2 separate regions of the Mus musculus genome follow, and region 2 is linked to region 1. A link is a loop called in an ENCODE intact Hi-C map of the cell type or tissue named here. Cell type or tissue: left cerebral cortex. All regions are shown on one strand. Links, peaks and the distances in the headings refer to the core of each region. The heading gives the core; the rest is flanking DNA. Region 1 has its middle 13 kb from the start of Gm28380. Region 2 has its middle 93 kb from the start of Gm28380.

Region 1 (11,089 bases), core at 4,045-9,044:
AGAGATACAGATTCTATAGGAGTCAAGACATAAGAAAGTTAGCATGTGACCCTCCACATGTCTCTTCCCCAACTGGGCCATCATAAACAGTAGAGATTCAGTCAATGTGGGGCCCTGTGTGTCTACATAGAGTCTGTGCTTCCCTGCATGGAGCACACAGCACAAGAAATAGACCTAACTCAAAGTAAGCTCTGAGATCCCATGTTTTGGTTCATTCCTAATATCAACTGCTTCTGGGCCAGAAGCAAGGCCCAAGATATCAAAATATCTTCTGCTCCTCAAGAAGACGAAAACAGCTCTTACTCTTGCTCCCTTGTTTCTCTCTTGCCTCTTGGGCTCTTCCCTTCCCCCCTCCCTTTCTGATTCTCTTCCCCCTCTCTCCACGAGTTCATGGCCAACCTCTACTTTTCTACTCTCTCCCTCTCTCTGCCTTTCTCTGCCTCTACTAGCCTCTTAACTCTTAACTCCCCTCCCCATGCCCTGAATAAGCTCTATTCTATATTTAAAAAAAAAAAAAAGGATGAAAACATTTCCCCACATACCCCTCCGGAATTCCTCAGTCTGCCTTTCTTAGACTTTACTCTGCTGGCTGCTATAGGTGTGGAATGGCAGAGGAACGTTAACCTTTAGGCAAGCGTGTATCCCCATCCATGCCAGCCCCTGTGAACTGTGCTTCCTTGATGGCTGCATTCATTGGATTTGAGATGCTGAGAGGGTCAGCACATCTGAAGGAGGTTTTGTCTGGTCATTCCATTATCCCGATGGATAGGAAGCTTGTTCCAAATCAGTGTGTTCCAGAAGGTCTGGAAGCCTACGACAAGCAAACACCAAGCGTCAGGACTCACGGGGAACAAAGGGTTCCTGAGAAAGGCCAACCCCATATAAGGAACAAGACTGGAGAGAAGATGAGCATTGTGGGAGGGAAGCCTCTACATCTTAGGCAGAAGCCCGTCACCATCAGCACCTAGGAATCCAAGCACCAGACCAAGAAACAATATCCTTCCAGCCACAGCAACACTGGGGACATTACACTGGAAAACCCCAGCCCAGCTCCAGGCCCTGACCAGATTCTGACCATGGTCCACCAAGGATGCTGGGCAGGGGAAGGGCAAATGCCACTACAGTCAACTACTGCACAGGAAGCCCCAAGCCAGTGCCCATTGCTGTACAGAGAGCTCCACTTTCCCAGATCAGATGCACCCGCTCTCTTGCTAACCCCCTGGCTCTCCCTGCTGCAGTGAGAAAGTCCGTCGTGCAAGCATCAACAGGAACCACAGAGCAGACGGACTCAGCCTCACTGTCTTGCCATTAAAAAAGTCACTGTGTAAATGCATCTGAACGGGTGCTCACTTACACTGCATCTTTCCCCTGACATTAACAGTCAGTTGACTTCTGTTTCACTGTGGCAGACTAAGGAGTGTATAACCCCTGATGCAAATCCCGCTAAAATGAGAAAATAAACCAGGAAATGAGGCTCTACTTCCCAAAGCTCTGAAAATAGAGGCTTAAGGAGGCCTCAGAATGCCAGATCCAACCTAAGGGAGGGAGGCAGGATGCAGTCTGGGTCTGAAACAGGTGTCCCTAGAAATCTCAGCAAGTGCTCCCTCCACTTGCCTGACTTGCAGCTTTATCCTGCCCAGTCTTATCCTCACCAGCAATAGTTGAAACAGCGTCAGAGAAGCCCCACCTCTCTCCACCCACCCACCCACCCTCACCCCCACAGCAGCGCCTCCTACTGGTGGTCTGGCTAGAATATCGTACAATCAGGGTCCACCCAGTGCCTGAGCCCTAAGGAGACACACCCAGGACCCCGGACAGCTGACAAGACACACATGGCCAATGAACAGCCTGCCTCTGCCATGTCTCACTGAGGGCTGATCCATGAACTTCTACAGAACCCTGGTCGACTGTCACCCAGTCTCCAAAAGAACCTCTAAAGACCAGGGCTACTGCCAGCTTTTAAAGTGCAAAGTGATGGGACCCAAACAGCATTTTAGAAAGATGGCTTTCTGAGAAAGGGCTTGGACTGCTTGAGGTCTCAGGAGACAAGGATTCTGGAAAGTGCCACAGTTGGTTGTCAGGAGGCTTAGATTCGAAGCTCTTATTGGCCAGCTGTGTGACCTCAGACAACCCATTCATCAGCTCCCAACCCCAGCTGTTTCTGACAAGGACAGAAAACCCACCTGGGCCAAGCATGGGATGGAACCAGGTGTGCCAGGCCTGGAAGCCAAGTCTCTTGTCAGTGACAGCAATGTGTGAGTGTCAGCTGCCACCTGGATGTCCTCCATAGTCATGCTGGCTGACTTCTGAGTGATCCAAACTATGGCGTATAGACAAGAAACCCCAGCTCTCCCCACTTCTGCAGAGAATGCTTCAGCCCTGATGCTGGGTAAAGTCCTCTGAAAGTCCTAACCCCAGGACAAACTAGCAGGTGGGCTAAGTTCACTGAAGTCAGTCCTTATGAGGCCCACACTCTGACTCAGGGCCCAGGTGTGGTGCCCTGTGTATAACACCCTTGCCCCAGGAGGAAGCCCTATTGTCTGTCAGCAAGGCAAGCCCACAGGGCTCTATAAACTGGCTTTCCTCAGGCCCCTGGTAATCATGGACAGGTGTCTATACATGTCACCAGCTAGGCTGCAGAGATCTGCAGTAGATCTTCATTAACCTCAGCCCCAGGATGTGACCCAAATCAAGCATTTGGGACCTGGGGAGGTTGACAATGACACTGCACACAGACCCAGCCAACAACAGGATCCCAAAGCCCAGGGGCAAGGTGTTGCAACCGTGCCCCACTGCGAGTGGAAGGAGCTATACCGGGCCAACCTCGGCCCATACTGCCAGGCCATGGGAGCTCAGGAAAGTTTATGAATCAGGTCCAGACCCTGCCCCTCCCCCATCCCTCTGTGCACAGCTCTCGCAGTCCTTCTGGCCTCCAGATGCACAGTCTGCAAGCGATTTCCCTTTTGTTATTTCAAGCTTGGGGCCTTGATCTTTTGCCACTTTGGAAGGAGCATAGAAACAAAGGGATCTGGGGCTGTTGCCTAATACTGATGCTGGCTTCACCCAGCCAGCCTCCATCTTAGTCCCTGTGCCCTTGCTACCCAGCTGAGCCTTTGATGAGAGAAAGCAGGCACCCCGGGAGCTGCTCAGCAGCTCCCTCTCCTGTCCCCACAGACCTGGGCTCACACAGAGAGAGCCGCGTGCTCCTCTCAACAGTGGTTGCTGCCAACAGGCTGAGACTTGACTCTTGCCAAGCCCTCTGGTGTCCATGACACCTCAGTGCAGCAGCAGAGCAGCCTGTGTGCCCTGCCCTGAGCAGCTGGGGTTGCAGGCCCTTGGCCAAGCTTCACTCACTCAAGCCCAAGGTGCAGAGTCCCCAGCAGTGTGTTAGCCCACCACCCTCCTGCCATTTGCCTGCAGGCTTTGGGCTTGCACACTTGGCTGGAGACAGAGGCTCACAACACATGCTTGTTGAATGATGATGATCCCAGCTCTGCTACACCCAGCAAGTGCCCTGAGCATCCTTCGGAGCACCAAAAGGAAGGGACATCACTAGTGTTGTTAAAGCCCTATCACTAGTGTTGTTACAGACTGTCACAGAGACCCTGGGGGAGAGGCAAAGAGGAGGGTCCCAGCCATCAGAGAAACAGAGGGAAGGGCAAGCAGGAATGTGGCACCCCAGAGAGAATTGGGCAAATACCTTGCAGACTGATGCCCTTCCTGGGCCAGAATGAAGGAGTGGAGTTTCTCCGTGAAGGAAAGGGAAAGTCATTCCAAGCCAAGGACACAGTCTGGGTGTTGAATCAGACTGTAAACTCCAGCGGGAAAGATATGAAAAACCCAAGAGTAATGGAGAGACCAGTGGCAGAGATCAGATACCATCTTAAGACGGCAGAAGCCCTATAGGGTCATGAGCAGAGCACAGGGGCAACACAAAGGGTAAGAAACCAATCACACTGAGTGCCAGGTGCTAATGCAGAGGGCATGGGGCATGAGGACAGCCCTGAAGCTGCAGAGGACCTGGGGTTCAATGCTCAGGTGATGGCCAGAGAGTCCCTCCAGAACAAGGTTCCAAGGTAGGGGGTGGCATCAGGGAGGGGAAGGATAGTGTGACTGCAAGAGGGGAGCTCTGAGAAGGCGGAGACAAAACTGCAGCGTTGGGCCATCAGGATGCTCCGTCAAGCTGGAGGCTGAGGCTTAGAACCACAGCACCTGTGGAGCAGTCTGGGGACTAAGAGTTCAGGGAAGCATCTGTATTTCAGAGCTGGGGAAAAAGTAAAAAGAGACACAAAAGCCAGAAGAGGATCCTGGGAAATCACTAAGGGAGGAGAGGACACAAGGCACAGAGCTTCCTGCAGAACACTCTCTGACCTCTGTGTTATTCCTCGCCCCACATGGTTCAGGTCCCAAGCCCGAGTGCAGGGGGCTACAGTCACGCTTTCCCAGGTGTCTTTGGTCTACAGGAAGATGCTAACACTCCAGATGAAGGAGATGGAGTCCTAGGCTGGGGAGGTCTGTGTCAAGTTCCAACTCTGTCTCTGGCCAGCAGACACCACGTGTTTTCTTAGCCTCATTCAGTGCTGAATGTGGTAACAGCTGAGCGTTTTCCAGAGAGCCCATGCCAGTAGAAGCTGGACATAGGGACAAATGTCTGTAGAACATAAAGATGGTGCAGCACATAAAAGCACTTGCCACCAAGCCTGATGACTGGAGTTCCATCCCTGGGCCCCACGTGGTAGAAGGAAACCAACCCCAACAAATAGCCCTCTGACCTCTACATATGCACCGTGGGATGTGCATGCCCCCTTACGTACACATAAATGAATATACATAAAAATATTTTAAAAGAAATTAGTGTTTATGCCCTGCCAAGATAATGTGAATATAAAGGATGTTGAAGTTCACAGCTGTCAAGCCAGGTGTGGTGGCACACACTTATAATCCCAGTGCTCGGGAGGCAGAGGCAGGTGGGTCTCTGAGCTCAAGGCCAGACTGATCTACAGAGCAAGTTCTAGGACAGCTACAAAGAGAAACCCTACCTCAAAAGACAAAACAAAACAACAACAACAAAAAAGTCACCCACACAATCCTCTGTATCAGCATCAACCTCTCCATGAAAACTGTAAGCATCTCTACCATCATCAGCCTCCTTTACCTTCTCTATCATCACCACTGCTATGGTTTGGACTTTGAATGTCCCCTGAAAGTCCGTGTGCTTAAGGTTTGCCCACCTCCATCCTGTAGCGCTTCTGGGAGACAATGAAAGCCCTTGGAGGTGTGGCCTTTGGGGAAGAGGCTAAGTCATCATGGAGGCATCTTTTAAAGGGATATTGGGCTTGTCACCTACTCTTCCTTTCTCTGGTAGCTTCCTGAGAAAAAAAAGAGTTCCTTCTACCACCAGCTGCCTTTCCTCCCTGAGAGCGAGCAGTCTTGGAATTTTACCGCTGTGTTAGAAAGCTCACAACATCACCACCATCACATCAAACGCACCACGGACCACCCGCCCTGCCCGTGAAGGCCTGCCTCCACCCCGTCTTGCCAAGAGATCTTCCTGTGACCAAGAATACACAACGCCCCCCCCCGAAGTACTCTGTCCCTTCACCTTCAAATATCTGAGGACAATTGGTACGCAGCCTCAAGTCCTTTTTAATCCAAAATTAGATAATTTCCTCAGTTGTTTCATGTTTAAATACTCTTTTCATGATCAATAAATCAATTATGTCCATATAAGAATCTTTAAAAAAACAGAACTAAGCCCCTCAAAGGAAAACCTTCGTGGCAGACCTCACTAGTTCTAGATAAGGACTCCCAGCTTCTCCTTCCTATCTCTCTTCCATCATTATGAACTACACATACATTTCGAAAACAGGACCCACCTTCTCCTGTGATGCCTCGCTCAGTGTCACTAAATGCCCTTCTCAAACAGCATCCTCTTCCCTTTCCAAAGTCTCTAACCAAAGCACCCACTCCCCGCACCCACAGCTTCTGGAAGCCACTTGGGGAGACCTCCACCCTACACTCCACGTCCTCCCTACACCTGTGTCCCTAGCCTTCCCTGTATTGGAAAGAATGTCATCTGGTCCTGCCCCATCCAGGGACACTCCTCTCCATCCCAGGGTCCTGGGGAACCAGTCCAGAACCACTGTCTAAACACCTCTGAGTCTTCCGTCTCCCGTCTCCCATCACCCCCAACCCCAACTCCCTGCCACTCTCCACTGTGGGAAAGCATGTGGGCATCTCTCCTGTCTTAAAAATAAAACCAGCTTCTTGCCAACCCCCGCCCACTTCTCAGCTTCCTTTCCTGGAACACCACCATCCCTAAGTGGTTGTCACTACTTAGACATCGTTTTTTTTTCTGGCAACAACAATCAAACTTATTTCCCTCTACCCAGCTGCATCAACTTCTGTGGAGGTCCCAGGGTTGGCCGATCCAATGTCACCATACAGATGAGAATCACTCAGGCCTGGCAGAGCCTCTGCCATACAGTTATTCTCCATCCCCAACCCCACCAGCAGCACCGCCTCCCTCTGGAACTCAGAAGAAAAAGGACTGTGGGCAGCCCAACCTCCCTTCCCCACTCCCCCATGACCAGGGCATATGATCAGTTTGATACAAAGACCCACAAAGACAGAAGAGGAGTATTTGGGCTCCTGGCCTGTCATGTAGATTTAGCACCAACTTGGACACCCCTGTTTAGCCTCCTGAACCTCAGTTTCGCCAAATAGTAATTAAACAACAGGCCTGCCTGGTACCAAACCATACTCCAAGAAAAACTTTAAAAGTGGGTTTTCTCCTGTGCCCCCCCCCAACAGACAGGCTCAAAGGGGCAAGTCCAGCTGGAGGGCAGAACTGGGTGTGGGATCCTCTGAGGTTCAGGAAACTGGGACGGAAGGAAGCTGCTTTGAGGAGTGGGGCTGACACCAAAAGGGTCTAATGTGTGTGGAACCCTTCTCACATCCCCATGACACAGTCAGTCCTGGTCTAGAAATGACAGGGGAAAAAAAGAGAGAGAGAGAGGAAAGGAGATGAGGGAGGTCTAGGCTGAGAGAGGCCCCATCCCGGGTGAGGGAACAGGAGGGTAGGCTGTATGTAGTGAGAGCTGACGCCCACCCAGGCTGTATTCGGGAAAGGGGGGGCACAGGGACCAGAGAGCTGGCTTCTCATCCAGAATATGTCACCAAGTCTCTGAAGTTTACTGATTCACCCAGGGCCTTGGCTTCCTGGTTTTTAAAAGCAAGGCCAGAACCAGATCCTGCCAGAGTATGCCTGTAATTATGTATGTAGGAGTGGGAGGCGCGCACACACGTGTATGCTAATGTCTAGAGACATATATGCATACCACTAGGGAGAAAGAGGCTCTAGGTCACCAGAAGCCCCGAGCTGAACACTGATCAAGTCCCAGTGGAACACTAGAACAATCCCATGTGCTTTTAATTTGGTGACCCCAGGCACTGTGGCCAGCAAGCCTCTAAGGGAGAGAGAGGAATGGAGTCTTCATGTAACAGACCCATCCAAGACAACAGGACCTCACAAAAGGTGTGTGGCTTCTCCCCAGCCCTCTAGAAGGAAAAGGCTCCGAGGGCCTTGTCCCAATGATGTTGATGGAAGAACAAAGAGATTTGTTTGGTAAAGGAAAAAAAAAAAAAAGGCCAGGGACAGCTTCTGATAGGCCAGGGCTCTGTGCCTAATGTTTAATCAACAATTCCTCCACATGGAAATAGTGAGGCAGCCAACCCTGGAAAAAGGGGACATCTGTAATCCGCCCAACACTTGGAGAGGCTAGGAGGTGTGTGTGTGTAGGTCTATGTAAGTAAATACATCGTGTGTGTTTGTGTGTGTGTGTGTGTATACATATGTGTGTGTGCACATGTGCATGCAAGCTCGAGCATAGGTGTATATGAGAGTTCATGTGTGTATGTACATGCGTGCACATGTGTCTGTGTGTGTGTGATGTACTTTAACATCAAGTACCCACAGAAGTCTGCAGTGAGGTCAGACACAGAGATGTGTCTGACAGAAAGTTCACATCTAATTAAAACAAGCTTCCCGCCTTCCTCACGGGGGCTTGGATGACCCTGCAAGATTCCCGGTAGCCCGTGTAGACTTGGTTCATTCTTAAGGAGCCAGCCATTATCCCGGCATGGACATATTCATGTTTCCATTTAAGTGCCCCAAGTTCCGGGTGGCCTTCAGTGTCCTGAAAACCACTGCAACCCTGCAGGATTCTAAGGAAATGGCCTTGACTGGTGCCAGGCCTCCCTGAAGCCCTGACAAGAACTCTTTCTTGCTGAATTTCCCACTCCTGCAGTGATTGACGGGTGAGGACCAAGAGCTCTAAAGGGAGAGGACTGGATTGCATCACCAGGCTCAGGAATGGGTCAGAGAGCTTTCCCAGCAACCAGCTCAGCCGGGGCCAAGACAGGAGTAAAGCCTCCTCCCATCCTCATGGGTAAAAAGAGGAAAGAAAAGCAGCGCCGTGGGCATCTTCAAAGATGACCTCACAAAAATCACAGCCCACAGGACACTCAAATAACTAAATAGAAAGAAGACACACCTCACTGAAATAATGAAAAAGCACCTCATGGAAGACGTGCCGGAAGAACCCTGAGGAGGGCATGCACACACAGCCTGTGGAGTCCCCGGGCAGAGGGCAGAGGTTGGACTTAGGGTCACAGCCACAGGGCCAGGATATAGGATGGGAATGCATGTTCTCCTGGACTCAGGCAAATGAGAAGCCCACAAAGCAAGATGGATAAAAAGAGGGAAACAACTGCCCTTGCTGGCTAGTTCTATGTCAACATGACACAAGCTGGAGTCATCTGAAAGGAGGACCCTCAGTTGAGAAAATGCCTCCTTAAGATCCAGCTGTAGGGTATTTTCTTAATAATTGATGGGGGAGGGCCCAGCACATTGTAGGTGATGTCATCCCTTGGCTGGTGGAGGAGCAAGCCAGTAAACAGCACCCCTCCATGGCCTCTGCATCAGCTCCTGCCTTCAGGTTCCTGCCTTGTTTGAGTTCCTGCCTTGACTTCCTTTGAGAATAAACAGCGATATGGAAGTGTAAGCCAAATGAACCCTCTCCTCCCCAAGTTGCTTTGGTCATGGTGTTTCATCACAGCAATGTTAACCCTAACTAGGACACACCCTAAAACCTAGTGGCATGAAGTCATTTTGTCATGGTCACTACTCTGTCAGTTGGGTCTAGGACAGTTATCATGAAGATGACTTGCCTCTTCCCCTCCCCCACCCCAACTGTCTGAATCATCACTGCGTTTGCATTGTAGCAGATGGCACGAACAGCTCAACTACAGCCTTATGCATGACCCTTGCTGTAGCGTCTTCTAAGGACATAATTGCCAGGATGGAAATGTTTGCCTGGGTCTGGCACCCGGCATGGGATAACTAGAAGAGCCAGGGCCTATTAAGCAATTCTTTCTTATGTGGTATGATGGTTTAAATGGAAACTGCCTACATGTTTTAATTCTTAGTCTGTAGCTGGTGGAACTGTTTGGAAAGGATTTGGAGGTGTGTCACTGGGGACATACCTTTCAAAAGACTTGTGTGAGTCCCAGTCTCTCTCTCTCTCTCTCTCTCTCTCACTCTCTCTCTCTCTCTCTCTCTCTCTCATTCATGGTTGTGGATCAAGGTGTGAGATTTCAGCTGTTTCTTTGTTCCACTATCATGAACTCTGGTCTTCTGAAACCATAAACCAGATTAAATGCTTTCTTTTATACGCCATGGTTGTGGTGTCTTATCACAAAAGTAGAAAACTAACTAGGACAAGTGGCTTCTCTGTGTGAGCAACATGGCTGTCCTCATGGTGCTGGGATGTCTGAACAGATGGACTTGGTCTGTGGCGGTTTTCCATCCTGAGGCTTCATGGGAGAACATGGGAGAAATCTGTGACATCTTTCCCAATCTAACCTTAAAAGTTGTGTGGCACTAAGTGCCCACATTCCATCCACTAAACAGGGCCTTCCAGATTCAGGAGAAAGAACTGTGTAACCCAGCTCTTGACAAGAGAGATAACAAAATTGTGGCCCCCTATTACCGCCCACTTATTCTAAAAAACAAAAAACAAAAAACAAAACACTCAGAAACCAGGAAATAAAAGTAACTTCTTGCTGATTATTTGATGAAACCAAATCTTTGACAATAGACTATGCATGCCTGAATGATCTGTGGATAAGAGGGGTGGGGATTAGAACCCACTGTAAAGTGCGTGAAACAAAACCACCCAGTACTAAAGTGTGTGGGATGCAGCTGATACTGAATTTAAAGAGATAGCTACAGCCATAAAAATGCCCATGTCACAAAAGAAGAAAACTCTCAAATTACGAACCTTAAGACACTGGAAAAACAAAAGCAAACTAAACTTTTACCCAGGCAGAAAAAGGGAAATAGCAGAGAGAGAGATTAGTTAAATAGAGAATAGAAAAAGAAAAAGAAAAAAAAAAACAAAAAAACAAACAAACAGAGCAAAGAGTGAGGCAGAAAGCCACTCCTTGAGAACAGCAAAAAACCCACAACACTTTAGCTGGATTGAGTCAAAAATAAAAGAGAACTGCCTGCTACCAATATCAGAGAGAAAGAGGAGGCATCCACCTGAGACTAAACAGGATGTGTTAGAAAGGAAAGCTGTGGGCAAGCCTGCAACAACAACGTCTCTAACTTTGGTGGAGTGTATACATCCCTAGAAAGACACAAACCACTAAGACACCTGAGGAAACAGGACACTGAGCCAGTCACCAAAAACTGCCTGCAGAGAGAAGCTGCAGAACTCTACTGCTGGATTCTACTGAGAACTTAAGGAACTTAGTATCAAAAACAAACAGACTGAACACCTCTCAGCTAGAAGCCCAGTGCTTCTGCAGACCCAAACCTTAAAAGTAAATCCCAAGAAAGGGAAATTTCAACCACGGTGGCTTATGAACATGGCGTTGAGATCATCAGTAAAGGGCCTGCAATCTGCACCTGCCACATTTAGAAATAACAGTGCACATGCCATATCCCAGGGGGACTTGTTCCCAGAATCCAAGGTTGGTTCAATGCCTGAAGACTGATTGATACGCTCTGCCATATCAATAG
Region 2 (11,089 bases), core at 2,304-7,303, 110 kb before region 1:
AGCCAGATGACCTGTGCTTTGACTTACCCCAGGCTTTTCATTTCCTTAAAGCCAGCGTCCTTCTCTCTAGCAGCCCAGCACGACACCTGTGGCTTGACTGCCGGTCCCCTCAAGGCTCTCTGTGCTCTCCTGACACCTTCACATCTCCTGGTTCTGCCTCCCAGGTAAGAGGCGCAATTCCAGGGACCACCGTCTACCATTCTCCCTGACACTAACATAAAGCTTCTCCTGGCCATGTTCTTCTTGGGTCTGTAAGCTTGTGTAATACCACAGAATCAGGAAAAGCATCAGGAGATGGGGAACAGTGTTCTAGTCACATGAGGAAGCTCATTCTGGGTCTCCAATGATGGGCCAGGGGCGCTGAGGTGAGGATGAGCAAAGTTCATTATGCTGTTTATCCTGGAATGCATCCAGGGTGGCTCTGTGGTGTAGACACTGAATAGATGAAACTCTGGGTGGCCAGGGACCTGCCCAAGTTCACTTCCACTGGGTCATTCATGCAAACTGCAAAGCACCACAGGGCCCTGACCATCCAGCAAGAAGTCCTAGAGAGAACCCAGCCCTGCACAGTAGCACATAGCATGTTCCCAACAAGGGTCATGACATGGCTGGAGGCCAAGGTCACCCAGGGACCTTGGCAGGACAGAGGCAGTGTGGGACAGTCTAGCAAGGCTTATTTGGCTTACTGTTGGCAAACTCAATCTCCTCTGAAGCTCAAATGTTACATATGAATGCAAAGGCTGCCGGGTAACTGCAAAAGTAATGTCAGCCGACATTCCATGCACTGGAAGTGTGTGTAAGTTGGGTAGGTAGGAGCCTGAAAGGAACAGTAATATTATTTGAGCAATAGTTAATATTAAAAAAATAAAAAACCTCTACAACCCACGGATTTGCCTGCTCCCATGGGGGAGATTTGGCCCCTTCTGGTTTGTTCAGACCTACCAAATCAAGTGCTCAACATGCAAGCTAAAAAATCCATCTATAATTAGATCTGCCCAAAAGTGGATAAAAGGCATTTCCAAAAAGGTTTTCAACAAAATAACATTCAAATAGCCATATGTTTAACTTGGCTTCAAGTCACAAAATATCACCGGGTTATACGCTATTCAAGTTGTAAACTTATATTGGCTTTCCAACTGATCCAAAAGCCAAAGGGTGGGGGTGAGGGAGGTGAAGGCTCTAGATACACGAAGAAGACACACCCAAGTGCTCATTAAAGAAAGAAAGCAACTCAGATGACTCCAGGGTCCACAGTGCCTCTTTCCAGTGTGCAGACGGTCGGCTGACTTCCAGGAAGCAGCTGGGCTCCTGGCATCAGAGACAGCTTAGGTCTGGCAGAGCAGCACCACAAACTCATGGATGCTGGTCCCCTCCCAGGCACAGTGCTTCCACAACCTGCCAGGCAGTCCTGTGTATGAGAGGACAAAAGCCTCTCCAGTGGCCACAACGTGGATTCTTTGATACAGTCCAAAGCACAGCGGCAGGGAAGTTGACTGACAGTCCCCCGATGCCAACTGCACATCGCTCTGCCATTCCCCCGAATCTTAGCTCACAATAATCCTAAGATAAACACAGGGACAAGATGGAGAACATGGGAAATACTAAATAGTATGAAATTACTCACAAGTTCCACTTCTGGAAATGACAGGGTAGGTCATTCCCACCAACACTTTAGCCAAGAAAAAGTAGAAAATCCAGACAAAAGAAAACCTGAGAGAAGACATCAGTCAGCTAAGTAGCTGAGGAACATTACAAGGCACAGGTCCAGGAAAGAGGAAAGAGCAGACAGTCTTGGCTGTCTCCAGAGTCCTGTGTCCATTCCAGAAGAAACAGGTAAGAGCCGAGAAAAGCTCTAGATTCCAGGACCAGGAGGACACATAGAGTCCACCGAGGAATCAGAAGTTCACAGAGCAGGAGAAAAAATGGATCATTCTTAGAGGTATGAATTCAGTTCCACCTGTAGCCTCCCCTCCCCCAGCCTTAATGGTTCCACTGTTTACACCTGGATGGAGCTTGCCGGCTCAATCGTTCTGCCACGCCCACTGCTGGAACCGGCAGCTTTGCTGTTCGGAGCCGTACACGTGGTCACCCTGCTACTGGACTCCAAGAATATTTGGTGGGAATCAGGCCCCTCCCCCTTCCTTCATAACGGAGTGCTGGAATAGTAAAAATTGAACCTTGAGCAGAGACCTTTGTCTTGGTTCCTTCCTCATCTCGCGCAGCCCAGCCCCTCTTCTCTTCCAGGTTTCCAAAATGCCTTTCCAGGCTAGAACCCAGACCTGTGATCTGCTGGCCGGGCACAACATCCACCTCAAATCCTGGTATGAGTCAGGGACTGTGAATACGACTAGCTACCATCTAGAAAGAATTATAAATGCTGTGTGGAGAAATGATATCTGAGACCTTGGTTCTCTTTCCAGGTTTTTATACATCCTGTCTGGTGATGAGCAGAAAAAGAAAACCCCATGTTTACAAGAAAACAAGGGTAGAAATGATCAAGCTGGAGTATGATCAGCAACAGAGTATCTGCTTAGCAGGATACTGTGGGGGGAAAGGGGAGACAAGTAGACAGATGGGCAGACACACACAGAGAGTCAGAGAGAAAGAGACAGGCAGAGAGAGAGACAGAAAACAAATTCAAGGGAAACAACAGACAAAAGAAGTTGACCTGAAGCAGCCTCAGACTATAGACACCAGCTTCAAAATAACTAAAATGTAAAACGATTATCACTCATGTGTTTAGCTGAGTAAAAGACACAGTTAAAAAAAATTGTCAAAGAAGCTGGAGACCTTTTAAATGGGTATTAGAGACATGTTGAAAAAATGTTGAACACATGGGTGTATGGACGAATTTGACAGCAGATTAGACACAGCTGAAGAGAGAATAGGAGCACTTAGCAGGGAAGACTGTCCAGGCGTGAATTCAGAGAAGCCACAGAAGGCAGGGTTAGGGAGAGGACATAGAGAGAAGGGCTGCAAGGCAGCAGGTCCTGGTGGAGTCTGGAGGCAGCACATGGAAAACTTGGAATGCAGGCTGTGCTTATCTGCATAGATTTTCATGTGTTCAAAATTTGGGAGGTATACATAGTTTTCAAAGATGTCGAGTGTGTAAATGCCAAAGAATATATCACAGCTGACCATTGTTGGCTTAGTTGGACTACAGACTGTAAGTCATTCAAATAAATTCCAGATAGATAGATACATAGATAGATGGATGGATAAAGTTAGGGTTCTTAAGAGTCATAGAACTTATGGAATGTCTCTATATATTGGGAATTTATCATTCCAATAAATTCCATGTATATATATGGAGGGGGTTCAGGGTTCTCAAGAGTCACAGAACTTATGGAATGTCTCTATATATTGGAAATTTACTGGAATGAATTACTGTCTGTAGTCCAACTAACCCAACAATGGGCAGCTGTGAATGGGAAATCCAAGAATCTGGGAGTTTCTCAGTCCCATGAAGCTAGGTGTTTCACCCGGCCTTCTGTGTAAGCTGGAATCCTGAAGAAGTGGGTTCCAACAGAGGTGCTCGCAGGTAAGTGCAAGCAGGTAAAGAAGAGAGAACCTTCCGTATTCTATTGTCCTTATGTAGGCCTCCAGCAGAAGGTATGGCCAAGATCAAAGGTGGGAATCACTACATCTGGGATTTGGAACTTGCTCTATCCCAGGCTGGCCTTGAACTCAGAGATATGCTTGCCTCTGTCTCCTTGAATTAAAGGTTTATACTACCTTGCCTGGGCCTAAGCTTTTCATGGCCACTATTCCTCAAGATCCAGGTCAAAAGCATGTGTCTTCCAGCCTCAGGACCTGGATACATATATATATATATATATATGTGTGTGTGTGTGTGTGTGTGTGTGTGTGTATATATATATATATATATATATATATATTTGTAAACATAGGTAAGTGTTTTCTTTTATAAGAGTTGCCATGGTCATGGTGTCTCTTCACAGCAATAAACCTCTAACTAAGACACCCTGTATATTCAAGACAGTGACAGTACAAAGCATTTGGAATAAGAGCAGAAAATGGCCATATGTGTGTGTATGATACATATACACATAGATATACATATATGTATATGTATACATATATCCTCTGTCAAAGGAAGCTGAAAGGGCTATGATTATCTCTGTTGTCAACTTGACGAGATTTTGAGTGAGCCTGGAAACACTTCTGAGTGTGCTTATGAGAGTGTTTCCAGAAAGGCTTAACTGAGCTGGGAAGAACTATCCTGAGCGCTGGCCACACCGCTCTGTGGATTACTGACTAAATAAAAAGAGAAAGTGGGCTGAGCCCCAGCGTCCCTCCTTCCTCTCTCTCTGTGTGCCTGACTGTGGCGCAATGTGACCACGCTTCACACCCCAGCTGGCATGCCCTCCCTGCTGTTACAAGCTATACTCCTAAACTGTGAGCCCAAATAAGCTCTTCTTTCCTTAAGTAGCTTCTGTCCGGTATTTCATCACAGCGACAAGAAGAATAACTAATACAAGAAGAGAAGGAGAAACGGAGCTGAACATGGAGGTATTCACCCGTTATGTTATGTTGGTGCTCAGGGAGTAGAGGCAGAAGGATCTGTGAGTTCAAGACCAGCCTCAGCTACATGGCAAGATCATGTCTCAAGAAGGAGGAGGAGGAGGAGGAGAGACAGAGAGACCATGGGTTGGTATATTGGTAAAAATACATAGTTATTGTTGGAAGTAAGAACTACCACTAAACTAAACCAAATAGTTGAAGATTAAATAAGAGTTAGACTGTGGGAACATGGAAATTAAAATTTAAATTGTAAAAATTAATTAAATTAATGTGTTATGTAAAATTCTTCATAGAGTTATATGAAAATACAGTTCTTCCCAAACACCAACCCATCCCCCCACAAACATTAAAGGAGCAAATAAACCAGGCAATAGTAAAGCAATCAAGTAAATATACATCAGCAGTGACAGGGGAAAAGCCAAACATTTGTGTCATAGCAGAGGCCATGGAGGGGTGCTGCACACTCACTGCCTTGCTCCTCATGGCTTGCTCAGCCTGCTTTCTTATTCACCCAGGACCACCAGCCCAGGGGTGGCCCCACCCACAGTGAGATGGCCCCTGCCACATCAGTCATTAATCAAGAACATGTCCCCATAGCCTTGCCTACACCCTAATCTGATGGAGGTAATTCCCCAGTTGAGGTTCCTCTTCCCAGGTGTGTCAGGTTGGCAACTGATGCTAACAAGGTCACTTGCTTTATTGATATACAGTCAGGTGAAATTCAAGCAAAAAGGAAAAAAACTGTTAGGAGCTACTGTCCAGAAGGTAGGGCTCTGCCCCACAAGAGAGGACAGTGCTCATGAAAGCAGCTTCAGGAGAGATGAGGAGGGAAAGGGAGGAAACCGGACAGACAGCAAGCACAACACCACGCCACCTCTGCCTGCTTGCAGTCAGATAAGAAGCCAACATGGGTCCAGAAAACCTAAATAAGCTGCCATGCCCACTGTTCACAGAAACAACCAGCTCAACTGTCTCCACTGGGCACAGAAACTGACTGAAGAACACAGAGCCCTGGCCTACAGGCTCGCCTGAACAGTGATTGTATTTCATGCTAAACCTCCGAGTGCAGAACTAACTGGAACAACAGACTCCTGTTCATAATGAAAGGAAATGCAAAATTAGTAGCAAAAAGTTTTCTCCTGGGTTCTTAGAGTCAGTTGGAGACTTTGTAAAACACTGTGAGACTGGAAAAGATGCCATGACACAGACAGGCTAAAGCCAGTGATGGTCGCAGCTTGGAGCACAAATCACTGTAAGTGAAACAATCAAAGATTAAATATCTTATCAGGTAAACTGGGGGGAAAGGAGTAATCAAAAAGAAAACAGAGAAGGGGAAGCTGTAAAGATAAAAGCCAAATTAGTTAGAAAAACAAAACAACAGCGAAACTCATAAATAAACTAAAATTCCAATTGTTTGAAAAGGAGAGAGAGGAGAGAGAGGAGAGAGAGAAAGTAGCTCAGTAATTATATAAAGGCAGAAAATACAGACTCACAAAATCTGTGTTCAAATAACCATTGAAACAAAGGGGTTTATTGTTTTCTTTTTTAGATTTATTTATATTATGTTTACATTATTACATTTTTTTATCTCCATGACTGCTTTGTCTACATGTGTATTTGTATGTGCCTGGTGCCCACAGAGGTCAGAAGAGGGTGTCAGGTCCCCATGGACTAGAACAACCAGTGATTGTAAGCAACCATATAGGTGCTAGGAATAGAACCTGGGTTGTGGGTTTGTAAGGGCAAAACGCATTATAAACTGAAGAGAACTTGCAGTGTTTTTCCATCCAAGAGACAGCTCTGAAAAGTGAGATGAAGAGGATGTGTGAGTGAAGGCAGGAGGAGGATGGAATGGGTAACAGAATGGAGTAGCCTTGGGATCCAGGTCTCTGTAGGATGTCCAAGCCTGGACCAGAGCATTTGGCTCCACATAGCCCACCATCCTGACCAACCCTTTCTGGTCACTCTGAGTCCTGTCTCAAACTCTGCCCTACTCCCCAGATGAGCTGCCATGATCCCTGCAGGCAAGGAAGAGTCTCTGTGAAAGAAACCTGAACAAGGTGACACTTAGTACCCTCTCCAAGACAAACCAGTAATCTCAGGTGGCAGTGGAAAAGGCCACCCCAGGTAAGGTACCTGCATATACCTGGATGTTAGGATCGGGCTCTTTCTGGTGTCCAGGGAGCCTCAGAGTATGACAACCACCTCTTGCTGCTACAGAACTCAAAAATGAGCACCATTTGACCTGATGCAGGCAAGGTTCACCCTTGGAGTGGGGGCTCTGTGCTAGCTCAAGAAAGACATGGCTCTTCTTCATGCTTATTAAGAACTTGGAGGGCCCTCTGGGGAGGTAGAGACCCATCAAACACTTTATTTATTAATGCTAATGAATGCACATTGAGATTGGAGATTCCCAGAGAGAGCAAGGCTTCCCCTATGTACCACTGACCCAGGTAAACCCAGCTCACAACCTTCCAGGTAAAGGCCCACAGAGACTTCAGTGCATATCCTGGAAAGCCAATGTCAATGTCAGAGTTAGGCCAAGGTCTTGGGGAAGGCTTTCAGTATGGGAACCCCATTAGGCATCCAACTGACCTCCAACTCCTTTCATAATTGTGATGAATATTTCTAGATTGAGTCACCCTCCAAAGTCACACAAGACACCAGGGGAGGTTGAGACCTGGCTCTGCTGTGTTCTTTGTGCAACTCCTAGTGAGACCACAAAGTAGTTCAAAAGTTGTTTTGTTTTTTTAAATCAATGAAGTAGAAATGAATGCAGCAGACGCTTTTGTTCAATGCAAGTTATAGTTGAGCATCCCTGATCTACGAGCCAGTGTACTCTAGTCCAGATCACACGGTGGTTATTAAGGTGGTTTCAGCTGGAGCTGACAATAGTCTGATTGGGGTCTATATGAAAGGAAGCTTGTTGTTTAGTTTGGGGGACACTTTAAACTTATACTGGGGAGATGTCTTGGGTGGGGATAAGGGTTAGGATGGGCTCCAGGCTCTGCACTGCTAGGTGATGGTCTTGGGAAGGAACAAGGACAGCCCTTGGATGCATAGACTACCTTTGCTTGCAGCACAGCCCTGGGGAGACAGTGAGTGAGCTCAATTGAATTCCGTCCTAACAGAGAGTCGAGTTCACGTTCATGGGCAGTGGAGAACGTCCAAGCAAGTCCCTTTGTTCCACTGAACTTGGGCACTGCCCATGGGATCTTGTTCATGCTAAACAACAGAGGTTCCCTCCAGCTGGGAAACATCCCTGGTACCTTGGAGTGGTTTCACTCCTGTGCTGGTGTCTGGCTACGGCCTCAGACTCCCAGCGTCTTGAAGCTGGGCAGGAGCTTGGGGGGCTTCATTTCTAGAGAACAGACACAGCCTGAGGGGACACATGGCTTTCTTCAGATCACAGAGGATGGAGCTTGGATTCTAGCCTTAAATGTATTTCAAATGTCATCCATGATGAGGTCTAGGCAATTTTTGACTTTCTAGCTTTGAAATGCTTAAAGTTTAAGACTGTACATCTGGGGGTGGGGGGACACATCTTTTTTTGTTGTGTGTGTGTTTTTTTTTCAGCCCACTGAATACCTGAGGCCAGTTGACTGAGTCCCAAATGTTCACACTGCACAGTGAAAGAGGCCCAACCATTACATACCTCTCAGGAACGTTCACATCCTGGGGTGGGGGTGGGGGCCGTGGCAACCATCAAAGAACACATGATGTCACCAGGCCTACTCCATCATGGCCTACACATAAGTCAGCTTAGCAGGAATCTGGTTTTCAAAGAGCCAAGCAGCGCAGCGAGCATTTCTGCTGACGTGGAGTGTCCCTTGCCAGCTGGCTGCGCTGTGTGCTGCGGGCCGTCTAAGGCAGCTAATGAGTTGCGTTGCCTTCAAACAGACTTATTGCAAAATGGAGCCAAGATGTATACGATAAGTTGTCGTCGGGATCCAATGGACTGTGGAGGAAGCATAGTAAATGGTCAGAAGCAGATTTATCTTCTCTTTCTCTGGGAGTCCATCGCAGAGCTGAGGCCAACGCACAACTCCGAGCACGTCTACCAAGTATAGATGGCCTGACCTCATACACGTTTCATTGGTGACCAGGCAAGGTCACCCTTCCAAGACCCGGCTTCAAGCCTTCCTGTTGCTTTTTACTGTGCTGATCTTAACACCCTGGTGCCCTTTTGGGGCAAGACATACCAAATAACATGCGGGGTTTGGTGGCCACTATGGGACCCATTCTGGAGTTTAAGATACATGATACAGGTTAAGTGCATACTATGAGCGAGCACGGGGCTCTGGGCTGTGAGTCCTGAACCCCCGAGAGCTTACAGCATGAAGATCATTCCAGCCAAAGATCAGTAAATCTGACAGTGTCAGCAGAATCGATTCAGGGAAAAGCATGTCAGGATGGAAATGAGAGCCGAGGTGGAGGTTCAGCTACCAGCACACGAGACTTCTCCCCTAACCCAGGGGCAAACGTTACCTTGGTCCAGAAAGAATGCTTAAGGTAAAAGACAAAAGGATCATCATCATCGAATGATTGGGGTCATTAGAGGGGGTAACTGAGCTGGGGACAATGAGGTAGCCCAATAATGAATTCTCATTAAAAACAAGCTGGACCTCAGCCGTGACCAAACCACCTCAGATGCAGCCACACCAGTGCCCGGGGTAGAGAAGGGCTACCCAGTGAAGGAAGGAAGGATGGGAGTGGGAGGCTGTGGTCAGAGCAGGCTGAGGAACACCTGGCCATCAGTCCAAAACACAATGACATCATCTCGAAAGGCCAGGGGCCAGGGCATTTAGAAGAAATCCCTCCCTCACACTACAGCAAACCCAGAGAGACCCTCGTGTTCTCACAGCTTGAGGAGGACCCATGGTTGGCCTCACTGAAAAGTGTTACCAGCTGGGACTGGAGCCCACCATGCAGAGCAGCAAGCCCCTCCATCTCTGCTTGTTCTCTGCCGCCTCCAGCTCTGATGCTATACCTGGTCTCTCTTCTTCTCTCCTCTCCACATTCCCATCTCTTCCTCCCCTTTCACATCCCTCAAGCTCATGTCTCCACATCAAAATCCCAGTGGCTAAAAGTGGGTCTCGTTCCTGTCCCCAGAGGCAAACCCCTTGAGAGCTTGACTGACACACTATTCACAGACCCCAGAATGGTTTCCCTCAGCATCTGCTTCATTGTGATGTTTGTTGTTTGGGTGATGGATGCCCCCTGAACAGGGTAGTGATGTTGGACTTAGTAGACACTTTAAGAAGCAGGTCCTAGTGGGAGGTTTGGAGGCATTGCAGTGTGTGTTTGACTGAGATTCTTGGGGCTTGGGCCATACCATATACTCCTACTGTGGTGTTCTGATGTCCTCTGTCCTGCTCCATTCCAGGGTCGAGGGATCATAACTGAAACCTTGAAAGCCATTAGCTGAAATACACCTATACTGAATGAAATAAAATCACCTTGAGTATTTCCTACAGCGATGGAAGGCTGACACCTGGTAAAAGTCTTAACGTGCCAGGCCCACCCTCCTGCAACTCTCTTGAGGATCTTCTTGGGGTTGTGCTGAGGCCCGAGCCCAGGCTCCACCATGAATCCTCACAGAGGAATCTAGACTCGAATCTTCATGCGTTGTCACCATCCTGTCACCTGGTTTTCCCTGGGCTCTCCCCAGCCTCCTTATTCCACATAGTAGGTACATAATCAGTTCCTGCACTGTTGGCCTGTGAGCCTTCCAATGTCCCCTTGAAAGGTGGCTGGAGAGAGTTAAACTCATCAGGTGTTAGAAAGACCCACAAGAGGAATTGTGAGGAACACTTTGACACTTCAGGTGTGGCCACCCCCATATCAGTGGCTCAGCCTGGTAGAATGGGTTGTCTGAACCCACCAAGCCTGGGGACAAGTATAGGTCTGAGCGGTCTGCGTGGGAAACCTGGCAGCAGATAGGTCCTGCCTTCTTCTCTGCCTTTGCTTTGGGTTGAAACATTTTCAAGTACAGGGACCTGAGTCAGAGACAGAGAGAGATGCTAAAGGGATGAGAACCTACGTGTCTATGGGTCCCTTCCAGGGAGACCTCAGTGAGGCTGAGTGCTAACCCTGTTATGCAGTTGTTCTGAAACTCTCTCCTGTTTGCCCCCTCCCTGTCTCTATCTAACCAATCCCTTAAAGAATGTAGGGACCTTCACCGGACTCTGCTTTCAAAGACCTGGCCATGCCACTGATCTAAAACCTCAGGAGGTAATGGCCATGGATAGGAGAGAGGTCTGGAGTTGAGGACAAGATGACAAAGCCTGGGATTAGCAGGACCACCGATGGGAAGTCCCTGCTCTTTCACTCTGGGGCCACATGCATGCAAGACAGAATGGGTAGTGGTGGGATGTAGGAACCAGAAAGCTGGCATCTTTCTGGCCTCTGGTGGTGACTGGAGCAGCTGGTGGCAGACAAAGAAGCCTAGGTGGCCACAACCTTGCCTCTTTGGGGCATCCTGTGTCCCCAGGCAGGAGCTAAGGAGGCAGGACTGTGGTCCTGTGTTCTGCCTCTCTTCTGG

Evidence for each region. Hi-C counts contacts between places; a loop is a spot of excess contacts. Peaks named below come from ENCODE experiments on the same cell type or tissue, not always from the same donor. Only the 100,000 strongest peaks of a DNase experiment are listed, where the experiment ranks them.
Region 2: a loop joins it to region 1, with 4 times the contacts of the local background. A loop is called at or near these places in 2 of 42 quality-filtered maps.

Annotation. Positions count from the first base shown.
Region 1 is chr1:91,592,987-91,604,075 of GRCm38, reverse strand. No RefSeq gene overlaps it. Among named protein-coding and RNA genes, the nearest start is that of Gm28380, 13 kb to the left of the region's middle. In left cerebral cortex, for the core only: no CTCF peak of the experiment used is centred there; a DNase peak (open chromatin) is centred at 6,265.
Region 2 is chr1:91,698,903-91,709,991 of GRCm38, reverse strand. No RefSeq gene overlaps it. Among named protein-coding and RNA genes, the nearest start is that of Gm28380, 93 kb to the right of the region's middle. In left cerebral cortex, for the core only: a CTCF peak has its summit at 4,334; a DNase peak (open chromatin) is centred at 4,334.